Regions from separate parts of the Homo sapiens genome. Here region 2 is linked to region 1. Evidence: chromatin loops called from intact Hi-C (ENCODE). Cell type or tissue: mammary epithelial cell. All regions are shown on one strand. Links, peaks and the distances in the headings refer to the core of each region. The heading gives the core; the rest is flanking DNA.

Region 1 (5,371 bases), core at 294-5,293:
AGACCCCTTCCTCATCCCCCATGTCCAATCAATATTAATTCTACCTCCTTAAAGTCATTATGTCCATCCCATCCCTTCCATCTCCACTTTACTGCCTTAGCTCAGGCCATCAGTATTTCTCACCTGGTTTCCGGCAACAGTCTGCTAGGATTGCTCCACCTCTGGTTTCTCTCTACCCTCCTATTTGCCCTCTACAGGGCTCCAGAGTTTATTTATAAAACACAACTCTGAGGCCGGGGGCGGTGGCTCACACCTGTAATCCCAGCACTTTGGAAGGCCGAGGTGGGAAGATCACTTGAGCCTAGGAGTTCGAGACCAGCTTGGCCAATATTGCAAAACCCCGTCTCTACACAAAATACAAAAATTAGCCGGGTGTGGTGGCACATGCCCATAATCCCAGCTACTCGGGAGGCCGAGGTGGGAGGATCACCTGAGCCTGGGAAGGTTGAAGCTGCAGTGAGCCATGATCATGCCACTGCACTCCAGCTTGGATGACAGAGACCCTGTCTCATAAATAAACAAACAAACAAACAAAACACAACTCTGATTATGTTTCTACTCTGCTTAAAACCCTTCAATGAGCCAGGAATGGTAGCTCACATCTGTAATCCCAGCACTTTGGGAGGCCAAGGCAGGTGAATCAGTTGAGGTCAGGAGTTCGAGACCAGCCTGGCCAACATGGCAAAACCCCACCTCTACTACCAATACAAAAAAATTAGCTGGGAATGGTGGCACATAACTGTAATTCCAGCTACTAGGGAGGCTGATGCATGAGAATCGCTTGAACCCAAGGGTCATCGCTTGAGCTGAGATGGCGTCACTGCACTCCAGCCTGGGTGACAGAGTGACACTCTGAAAAAAAAAAAAAAAACCCTTCCATGGCTTCCCATTGTCTTCACACAAATCCAAATTCCTATGAAGGAACAAGGCTTAATGTTGTGCTTTAATGTGAATCTGCCAATCCTTTATTTCAAGCAGTCTGCAAGGAGAAAGCTAGAGCCAAAACATGTATAGCCTTATGGCTAACAAGAGAACCTACACAATATTTATATTGGCAGATTGCTTATCTAAAGTCTGGTAGGTTAATTTACAGTTTAGGTTTTAAATACTCAGTTTCCTATACCAAACGCACCAAATAGATTAAAGAGCAATTGCAACGTCCCAGAACACGTTTTATTGGCTTTGTGATCATCACGTGCTCTGTTAGAGGGAACATTCCTGTGAGATCAATCCAAAACTCTGGCATTTAAACAAATATGATGGAACTCTCTGCTACTTTTCAGTAGTTTATGATAACAAGAGACAGAGCTTATCATATTTAAACTGAGATGTGACTTTGGCCCCATTCTCCTTTTGTTTATTATGCTCCTGTGTCAATAGAACATATTTGAAACTGTCCTTATGAACCTTTGAAAATTAATCAGGAAAGCAGGGAGAGAAAGAAATGAAAACAAACCAAGCTTGCAACACATTCAGCATTAATCATTAGGTCAGCCGGCTCTCTGACCTGCTTTCTCATCGTTGTTTAGGCATATTGTCCTAGAATCACATAGATCAGACAGTATAGTTCCCCTTAACTGCTCTATTATAGATAACAACTTGAACATTATAAAATGTTGTTTCCATTTGAGATATCCTTTCAGGTCCTGCACACCAGTGAAACTAATGAGGTCAGCTGATCTGAAGGACCCCATCGACATCAGCAGTTCTGAAGGATCATACAAGGAGCTGACTCACTGAATGCAGTTTCCACATCCTGACGACTTCATCCCTTTGACCCCAACCACTCAATGACCCCAATTTTCCAGTCCCTCATTCTCCACAATCCCCTTAAAAACCCCAGCCCAGAACTCCTCAGGGAGATGGACTTGAAGATCTCCTCTCATCTCCTTGCTCAGCCGCCCTGCAATCATTAAACTCTTTCTCTGCTGCAAACCCTACTGTCTCAGTGTATTGGTATGTTGCTGTGCAGTGGGCATACAAACCTGTTGGTCCTGTAACATATTTTCTAATCTTCTCTTCTTTATTTTATTAACAAGGAAAATAACTAACATAGGAGTACTCCAAGTTTTCAAGCAACTTACTTACTTCAACAGGATTTTAACTCCCAAGGCTTCTTGTCAAATATTAATAGGATCAATAGTTTATTTTCATTTTAACCAAATAAAGTAGATGATGAATAATTTTTACTTCCACACTCCTTAACTTGGCAGGCAATGCTCTGACCATGGCTTACCTCTTAGCCCCATCTCTCACTATACCCTCCCTTGAAGTCTGGGCTCTGTCCATATGAAACTATTGGCAGCTTCCCAAAAGTGCCATTTATACTTTTGTGCCTGTGTTCCCTGTACTAATCTTATCCATGTCTTAAGAACATGGCAAAACAAATAGACAGTTGGGTTAAAAATGCACCTATAATACTTCATTACGCTTTTTTGGGGCGGGGGGACAGGGTCTTGCTCTATCACCAGGCTGGAGTACAGTGGCATAATCACAGCTCACTGCAGCCTCAACCTCCTGGGCTCAAGCAATCCACCTCAGCCTCCCTGGGACTACAGGCATGAGCAACCATGCCACACTAATTATTGTATTTTTTGTAGAGATGGGGTTTCGCCATGTTGGCCAGGCTGGTCTCAAACTTCTGAGCTCAAGTGATCCACCTGCCTCTGCCTATCAAAATGCTAGGATTACAGACATGAGCCACCATGCCCAGCTCATTCATTACACTTTTTTATTTGTGTCTATTGCCCCTAGTATGATATAGCTTTCTCAGAAGCAGAAATAATGTCATTAATTATTTTCCCCACAGTTCATCTCAGTGCCCAACACATATGTTCATTAACTATTTGTGGAATAAATGAATGAATTCATGAATGACTGAATCAACCATACCTTTACAGAATAGATCATCCTTTCAGATGCTAAAAACACCCAGAATAACAATAGGACTTAAACTAGACAGGCAATCAATGAGGCAAGTGTCGAAGTCTGCAAACAACATGGGGCAAGAAACTTGAGGCTGATAGATATACCACAAAAAAAGACTAAAAACGATGGTAGAGCCAGGTAGCATAAGGACTGAAGGAAAAAAGGGGTTTGCACCTATGTGTATGAAATCACAAAGGGAAACAAACTGAATGGTGATACTGCCTCCCAGTGGCATTTGAGATAAAGGCCTCTATGCCAGAGCACTTTTTTTTTTTTTTTTTTTTTTTTTGAAATGGAGTCTCACTCTGTCGCCAGTCTGCAGTACAGTGGCGCCATCTCAGCTCACTGCAACCTCCGACTCCCTGGTTCAAGCGATTCTCCTGCCTCAGCCTCCCGAGTAGCTGGGACTACAGGCACATGCCACCACGCCCGGCTAGTAATTTTTTTGTATTTTTAGTAGAGATGGGGTTTCACTATGCTGGCCAGGCTTGTTTCAAACTCCTGACCTCATTATCTGCCTGTCTCGGCCTCCCAAAGTGCTGGGATTACAGGCATGAGCCACCTGGCCTGGCCCGTTCCTCTGAATATACTTAATATACCCGAGGTGGGCTGATTGCTTGAGCCCAGAAGTTCGAGACCAGCCTGGACAACACGGTGAGATCCCATCTCTACAAAAAATAAAAATAACAATAAATTTAAAATTTAACCCTTTTCCCATTTGCCCCAAGAATACTTGCTGGCAGCACTTGTAGCTGCAGCATTTATCCAGAGATAACTTTGCCGTGAAATATCTTGCTTTTATTATTTTCATATTGCTCTAGTATTACTGACTTTGGAAACAAAAGACATCATTCTATTAACAGCATTCTGTTTTCAGTAGTGGTACTTCCACTTACAAAATACAGTAATTCTGATCATTAAAACTGTCAAATCCTAGAAAATGCTGAATTCCTATGTATGATGTTAACATCATTCTTTGATTAATCCACAATTCTAATTATTCCAATGACTTTAATGTTAGTTCTGTTTAGAAATAACTCCAAGAGGCCAGGCGCAGTGGCTCCCACCTGTAATCCCAGCACTTTGGGAGGATGAGGTGGGTGGGTCGCCTCAGGTCAGGAGTTCAAGACCAGACTGGCCAACATGGTGAAACCCCATCTCTACTAAAAATACACAAATTAGCCGGGCATGTGGGCAGGCACCTGTAATCCCAGCTACTCAGGAGGCTGAGGCAGGAGAATGGCTCGAGCCTGGGAGGCAGAGGGTGCAGTGAGCCGAGATTGCACCACTGCATTCCAGCCTGGGCGACTGAGCGGGACTCTACCTCAAAAGAAAGAAAGAGAGAGAAAGAGAGAGAGAGAGAGAGAAAGAAAAAGAAAGAGAAAGAAAGAAAGAGAGAGAGAGAGAGAAAGAACTCCAAGAACAGTTTTTATATTTTATTTTCACATTGGAAATCAGTCAGATTTGTTTCAGCCTCAAAGAGCATGCTTATGTAAAATTAAATGACTGCTGGCAGCGAGCTGCACTTTTTCCTTCCAAACAGGAAAAGCGTTAAAAAAAAAAAAAAAAAAAAAAAGAGGCTAGGCGTGGTGGCTCACGCCTGTAATCCCAGCACTTTGGGAGGCTGAGGCGGGTGGATCACAAGGTCAGGAGATCGAGACCATCCTGGCTAACATGGTGAAACCCCATCTCTACTAAAAAAATACAAAAAAAATTAGCCGGGCGTGGTGGCGGACACCTGTAGTCCCAGCCACTCAGGAGACTGAGGCAGGAGAATAGCGTGAACCCAGGAGACGGAGCTTGCAGTAAGCCAAGATCGCGTCACTGCACTCCAGCCTGGGCGACTGAAAAAGACTCCGTCTCAAAAAAAAGAAAAGAAAAGAAAAAGAAAATAGGGATGATGTTGGCAACTACCGCATAGAGTTCTCATGAGGGATAAATTCATAAAATGGTACCTGACATCATGGCAAAAGCTATATACAGGAATACCTCATTTTATTGTGCTTCACTTTATTATGCTCCAAAGATATTGCATTTTTTACACATTGAAGCTTTGTGGCAACCCTACATACAGTGAGTCTATTAGTGCAATTTTTCCAACAGCATGTGTTTGCTTCATGTCTCTATGTCACATTTTGGTAATCCTTGCAATATTTCAAACTTTTTCATTATTATTGTATCTGTTACGGTGATCCGTGATCAGTGATCTTTGAGGTACTATTGTAATTGTTTGGGGGTGCAACGAACTGTGCCTATATAAGAAGACAAACTTAATCAATAAATGTTGTGTGTGTTCTGACTGTTCTGCCAATATGCTGTTCTCCTCTCTCTCTCCCTCTCCTCAGGCCTCCCTATTCCCTAAGACACAACAATATTGAAACTAAGCCAATTAACAACCCTACAATGACCTCTAAGTATTCAAGTGACAAAAAGAGCCCCACAT
Region 2 (5,371 bases), core at 248-5,247, 420 kb before region 1:
TTCTTCTGGATCCGTCTGTTTGCTACTGGCCCTTGGCTCCGTGGACATACCCCGCTGGGTGCAGCCCCCCTGGCAGACCTGCAGCCCCTTCTCACAGTGGCTGTCTCTGGAGCCTCTCCTATCGGGACCCTCCCGACTGGGACTCTGCCTTAGCTGACAACCGGGATCCTGGGGCCTGCGGCCTTCCCTCCAGCCTCAGTTGCTCACTGGCTCTGGAGGGAGGGGCTCCTACCATAGCAGGTGGTGTTGTCCTTGTGGAGCTTCATGAGGTGGGGGCAGGCGCAGGACACGGTCCGGTTGTAGTTGATGAGACACAGGTGGGAGCAGGGGCCCTGGCCCCCATTGGCCTCACAGGGATTGGGAGCTGGGGGCAGGGTGGAGAAGAGAAGAAGCCAGAGCATCCTGTGACTTGCTGCTCCCTACATGGACCACCCCTTCCTCGCCCACTCTCCTCCCCCTGTTCCAGCAGCCGCTACTACTAGACCCTTCTCTGCTGCTAGACAGTGCCTCTGTCAACAGCCGGCCTACCCCTGCCATCCCAGCACAGACTTGCTCCTGTTCTCACTGCCCTCTCCTCTCCTAAGAGCTTCTACAGCTTCTAAAGAGGCTGCTGGCTCCCTTCCGGCTGCTCGAGGCCCCGAGCCCCTTACCCATGGGCTGGCGGGAGGGGTGGTACACCTGCAGGTCAAAGGGCTGGGTGTTGGTCCTCTGTACCACGGTGACATTGTGGCCGGTCCACTTGTTGGCCTTAGCCAGTGTGTTTGTTCGCCAGTCAGTCCAGTAGACCTCCCCCCCGTACAGCGTCACTGCAAACGGGTGCGACAGGAACTCGTGTCCCCGAAGCACCTCCATGTGGCCAGAGCCGTCGTAACGGGCTGAGTAAATGGCATCTGACCTAAGAGCATGATGGAGCAGAATGAGGATGCCAGCTGGGATCTCAGCCCTCAGAGCTCTGCCCAGGTGCCCACCCTCTGGGCCCTGGCCACAGCCCTCCCAGCGAAGAGCATGGGACCATTCCCTCCCCTAAGCCTTGCTGGCCAGAGCAGACAGACAGAAGGACCAAGGTGTGAGAACCCAACAGGTCCAGGTTTCACCTCTCAGGCCCCGATTCCCAAGCCCCAAGGGAATCTTTCGGTCACTTCTCCCCAGGGCTGCTGTCAGCACTCAGGGCTTTGATGAAAGTCAGAAAAAGGCACCCTCAGCGTGAACCCCGGGGGGCGGAGCCTGCAGTGAGCCGAGATCGCGCCACTGCACTCCAGCCTGGGCGACGGAGCGAGACTCTGTCTCAAAAAAAAAAAAAAAAAAAGAAAAGAAAAAGGCACCCTCCCTGGGCAGACCAATTAGAAAGAAGTTTCCCCTCCCTCTGGGCAGACACAGCCCCAGCAGAGGGAACAGAGTGGAGAGGACAGGTGAGTGGAGAGGATGGTACAGTGTGAATAACCACAGCTGATGGCCCTGCTTCCGCCTCCTCTACCTGCCCCCTCCCCTCGGCCCTGGCCTCCCCACGCCCCTCCGTCCTCCTCCTCCTGTGCCCAGTCCTTTGCCACCGTTCCTAGTTCTAGATCCCTTGGTCCTTCTCATCACCCTCATCACCACAGGTTCCTCCCCACCCCGTCCTGGTGCCACAGACTTGGGCCTTCTCAGGGCACAGAGGGTGCTGACCTGGCGTCAATCCAAAGGATGCGCTTCTCCAGGTAGTCCACGGTGAGCCCGTTGGGCCAGCCCCCAGAGCCGGTCTCCCGGTGCACGGTGCGGCGCCCAGCCCCACTCATGGAGGCTGCCTCAATGCGGGGCAGGCTGGCATCCCAGTCTGTCCAAAACAGGATCCTGGGGAGTGGGGAGGGGTCAGGAGGGCTAAAGTCAGGGCCCTCAGGGAGCGACTGTGGTGGGATCGTAGGTAGAGGGTGGGAGGAGGCAGATGGCACTGAGGAGTAAGGTGTCCCTGGCCAGGCTGAATGGGACTTCAGGGGGGCCATGGGGCCAGGAGAAGGCTGGGCAAGGTCCTCACCCATCCCGGGGATCCAGTGCGATTGCCCTTGGGTGCTCAATGTCACCGGCCAGCAGGGTGGTCCGGAGGGTCCCATCCAGCTTGGCCACCTCGATCTGATCCAGGTTACTCTCCACCCAGTAGATGTTGCCTGCAATCCAGTCTACAGCCAGGCCCTCGGGTGTGGCCAGGCCATACTGAATCACCACCTCGAAACTAGTCAGGGCTGGAGAAGAGAGGGCAGTGAAAGGTTAGCGTCTCCTGGGGAGCTGTGCATGAATGTGTGAAATCCTGGGAGCCCTCGATGACCCACCCTCAACCCTGGCACTTCTGCCAAAGTTTCTGATGTGCCCATATTCAAGAGTAGGACTCCTATTGTCTCCCCAACTTTTTTTTTTTTTTTGAGACAGGGTCTTCTGTCACCAAGGCTGGATGCAGTGGCATGATCATGGCTCACGGCAGCCTCAACTGCTTGAGCTCAAGTGACTGCCATAAAGATTTTTCCATGCTAATACATTATGTGTGTGCCTCATTGTTTTAGAGACTGTTGCACAGTGTGGATATCATCACAGTTTACTTAGCCTCCCCCCTCGTTGATGGACATTTGTAATGGTTTCAAATTCAAGTTTGTATTATTACAAACAATACAAACTTCTCTAGTAAAATGTGCCTCTTAGAAGCCTTTGCTCAGATGTCACCTTCTCAGGGGACCTTCCTTGACCACACAACTGAAAACAGCCTGTTTTGATCACTGCTGCATGCCCACTGCCCAGTGTGTACAGTGGGCACTCACTATTGTGTGTGACTGAAGGAAGTCTGGGGTGCACCACGCTGCCTGGGACAGAAAGCAGCGTTCAGGTACGCCACTCCTAAGTGGCTTTTTTCTTTCAAGCCTGCAATTCTAGATCTGGGGAGCAGAGCTCCAGGCCATTCAAAGGTAAGGCTGATCATTTTGTTAATTATCAGGCTGGCAGTTCTGCTGACGATAATTACGGGGCGTCAGGCATGGAGACCCACAGCAAAATCTAACCCAATGAACAGAAGTGTGGGGGATGGGGGAGCCAAGCCTCTGCTTTGGGGCCACTTGGATGGGACCTGTGGCCCCTAGCGCCTGAGCGCTCCGCCTGTGTGCATCCTGCCTGGCAGCAATCGGTGGTCACCTCCGTTGTCCAGCAGCTTCCCGCGGTAGATCTTGTCCTCCACCACGTCGGTCCAGTAGAGGGCGCTCTGGCTGAGGTGGAAGTCCAGGGCGATGGTGTTGCGCAGGCCGGGCACCAGGACGCTGTAGTCTCCTTTGTGAAGATCGATGCGCCGGATTTCATGGCGGTTGGAGAAAATGATGAACGGCTTGAAGGGGTCTGGGATGGGAGGGATGTGATGGGGTCAGCAAGGGGCTAGCTGCCTGTGTGCCACCCGTCCTGGCGCAGGCAGGTCTCTGCTGGTCCGGGCACTGGGGGCTAGGGTGGAAAACTCAGCCTTTGGCACCTGGCCACCAAGCCCAACCCACTGCAGCTCAGAGGCCTGCCTCGGCCTGCCCCACCACACCTCACTGTTGTCTCACCCAGGCTGCGGCAGCTCTCGCCGTCAGGTTCCAGGACCCAGCCCTCGTAGCAGGAGCACTTCACGCTGAACTTGTTCTGGTCGCACTTTTGGCTGCATTTGAGATGCTTGGCACAGTAGCTCTGGATCTGGCAGGTGTGGTTGTCGGGCCCCAGCTCCATGCCCAGAGGGCAGGAACACACAATGCCTTCGCCAGGTGCCACTGAGCAGTTGTGGCTGCAGCCACCGTTATTCAGAGAGCACTGGTCTAGGGGAGGGGCAGGCATGGAACAGACCCAGGGTCAGAAGCTGAGAGGAGGCAAGACCACGGCCCTGCTGGGCCCCAAGTCCTGGGCAGCCTGGACCAAGTCCTTGTGCCCTGCCCACGGCCCCATTCGTCTCCATTCCTGCTGAGCTTCAGGCTGAGCTTCAGCCCAGGACTTCCTGGGCTCCCTCAGGACCAGAGTTGGGACCCTTGCACCCACCAGCTGGCACCATACCTCCCCTTCCCACAGGGAGCACCCCTCAATATCTCTGTCTGGTCTCGATATGTTCCTGCCTTCTTGGGCCCAGGGCGGGGGCCCCAGCTTTTTGCCTCCCTGGGAGGGACCCTGGGAGGTCCTTAGGTCCAGTCCCCTTGTGCTGATCTCTCCTGATTTGGAGGGGTTTGGGGTGGGGTGCAGCAGGGCCTATACCACCCTTGGTCCTCTGGCACACCCTGGAAACTGCCAGCCTGACTGATAGCCTGTCGGCAGTTCTCCCAGCCAGTCCCTGTGGCCTTATCTTCCACTCCTCCCTTCCAAGGAACTGGGGGCTCTGCCTGGCTAAGAGGACCAGATAAGGCTGCTCTGCTCCTCATCCCCAAGTCACACCACATGGTCCTCCCTGACTCCTGGACTCCCCCAACCTCATCTCTTTTGGTCTTGAATGGGCACCCTCCTCCCCTTGCCTGTTTGTTTGTTTGGGATGGGGTCTTGCTCTGTCGCCCAGGCTGGAGTGCAGTGGCAGGATGTTGGCTCACTGCAACCTCCGCCTCCCAGGTTCAAGCGAGTCTCCTGCCTCTGCCTCCCAAGTAGCTGGGACTGCAGACATGTCCGGCTAATTTTTGTATTTTTAGCAGAGACAGGGTTTCACCATGTTGGCCAGGCTGATCTCAAATTCCTGAGCTCAAGTGATCTGCCCGCCTCAGCCTCCCAAAGTGCTGGAATGACAGGTGTGAGCCACCGCGCCTGCCCCCATGCCTTCTCACTCACTCTGCAAGTACTGCCTGTCCTTGGGAACCCCATGCAATCCCCACATCCTCCAGGAAGCCTGCCCTGACCATCAGCAGTCAACCCTGGTGCCTTTGTCTCCACAAGAGCACTCCGCATCTCTCTGTGGTATGCATGTGGGCAAGGGGTCTGAGTCTCCACAGCAGTTTAGGAGCTGTACTACCTTGGCCCAAGTCTGGGGGACCACTATGGAACCCCTCCATGCCTCAGTGCTCCCATCTGTCAAACGGAGAAAACAGAGCACCTGGCCCCCAGGGATGCCTTGTGGATAAACTGCTCTAATGGCGTGGCTCACTCAGCACAGCGCCATGGGGAGCGCCAGGTCCACACAGGCTGCTGGTGACCACTCTGGGTGCTGCTCGCCTGCCCGGCTGCCAGAGCTGCTCTCTCCTAGACTCAGGTCCCCCAAAGACTGTCCTTGGCCCAGACTCCTACCCAGCCACCCTCCCTACCCTTCTCCTGGGACCAGGCCTCACCGCAGAGCTCGCCCTCATCTGAGCCGTCGCCACAGTCGTCGTTGCCATCACACAGCTTGTCAGGGGGCAGGCAGACTGAGGTGTTGTTGGCACAAGGG

What was found. A loop is a pair of places that touch in the nucleus more often than their neighbours do. Peaks named below come from ENCODE experiments on the same cell type or tissue, not always from the same donor. Only the 100,000 strongest peaks of a DNase experiment are listed, where the experiment ranks them.
Region 2: a loop joins it to region 1, with 4 times the contacts of the local background. A loop is called at or near these places in 10 of 110 quality-filtered maps.

The regions. Positions count from the first base shown.
Region 1 is chr12:56,755,466-56,760,836 of GRCh38, reverse strand. No RefSeq gene overlaps it. Among named protein-coding and RNA genes, the nearest start is that of HSD17B6, 5.2 kb to the left of the region's middle. In mammary epithelial cell, for the core only: a CTCF peak has its summit at 3,154 (motif pointing left); a DNase peak (open chromatin) is centred at 3,136.
Region 2 is chr12:57,173,883-57,179,253 of GRCh38, reverse strand. LRP1 (LDL receptor related protein 1) reads right to left here. Exons shown (of 89, transcript NM_002332.3): 22 at 5,274-5,371; 23 at 3,549-3,794; 24 at 3,148-3,345; 25 at 2,009-2,213; 26 at 1,663-1,827; 27 at 651-895; 28 at 233-364. Among named protein-coding and RNA genes, the nearest start is that of MIR1228, 18 kb to the left of the region's middle. RefSeq lists an enhancer at 1,491-2,690. In mammary epithelial cell, for the core only: a CTCF peak has its summit at 3,209 (motif pointing right); DNase peaks (open chromatin) are centred at 2,213 and 3,553; H3K4me3 peaks cover 254 bases; H3K27ac peaks cover 627 bases.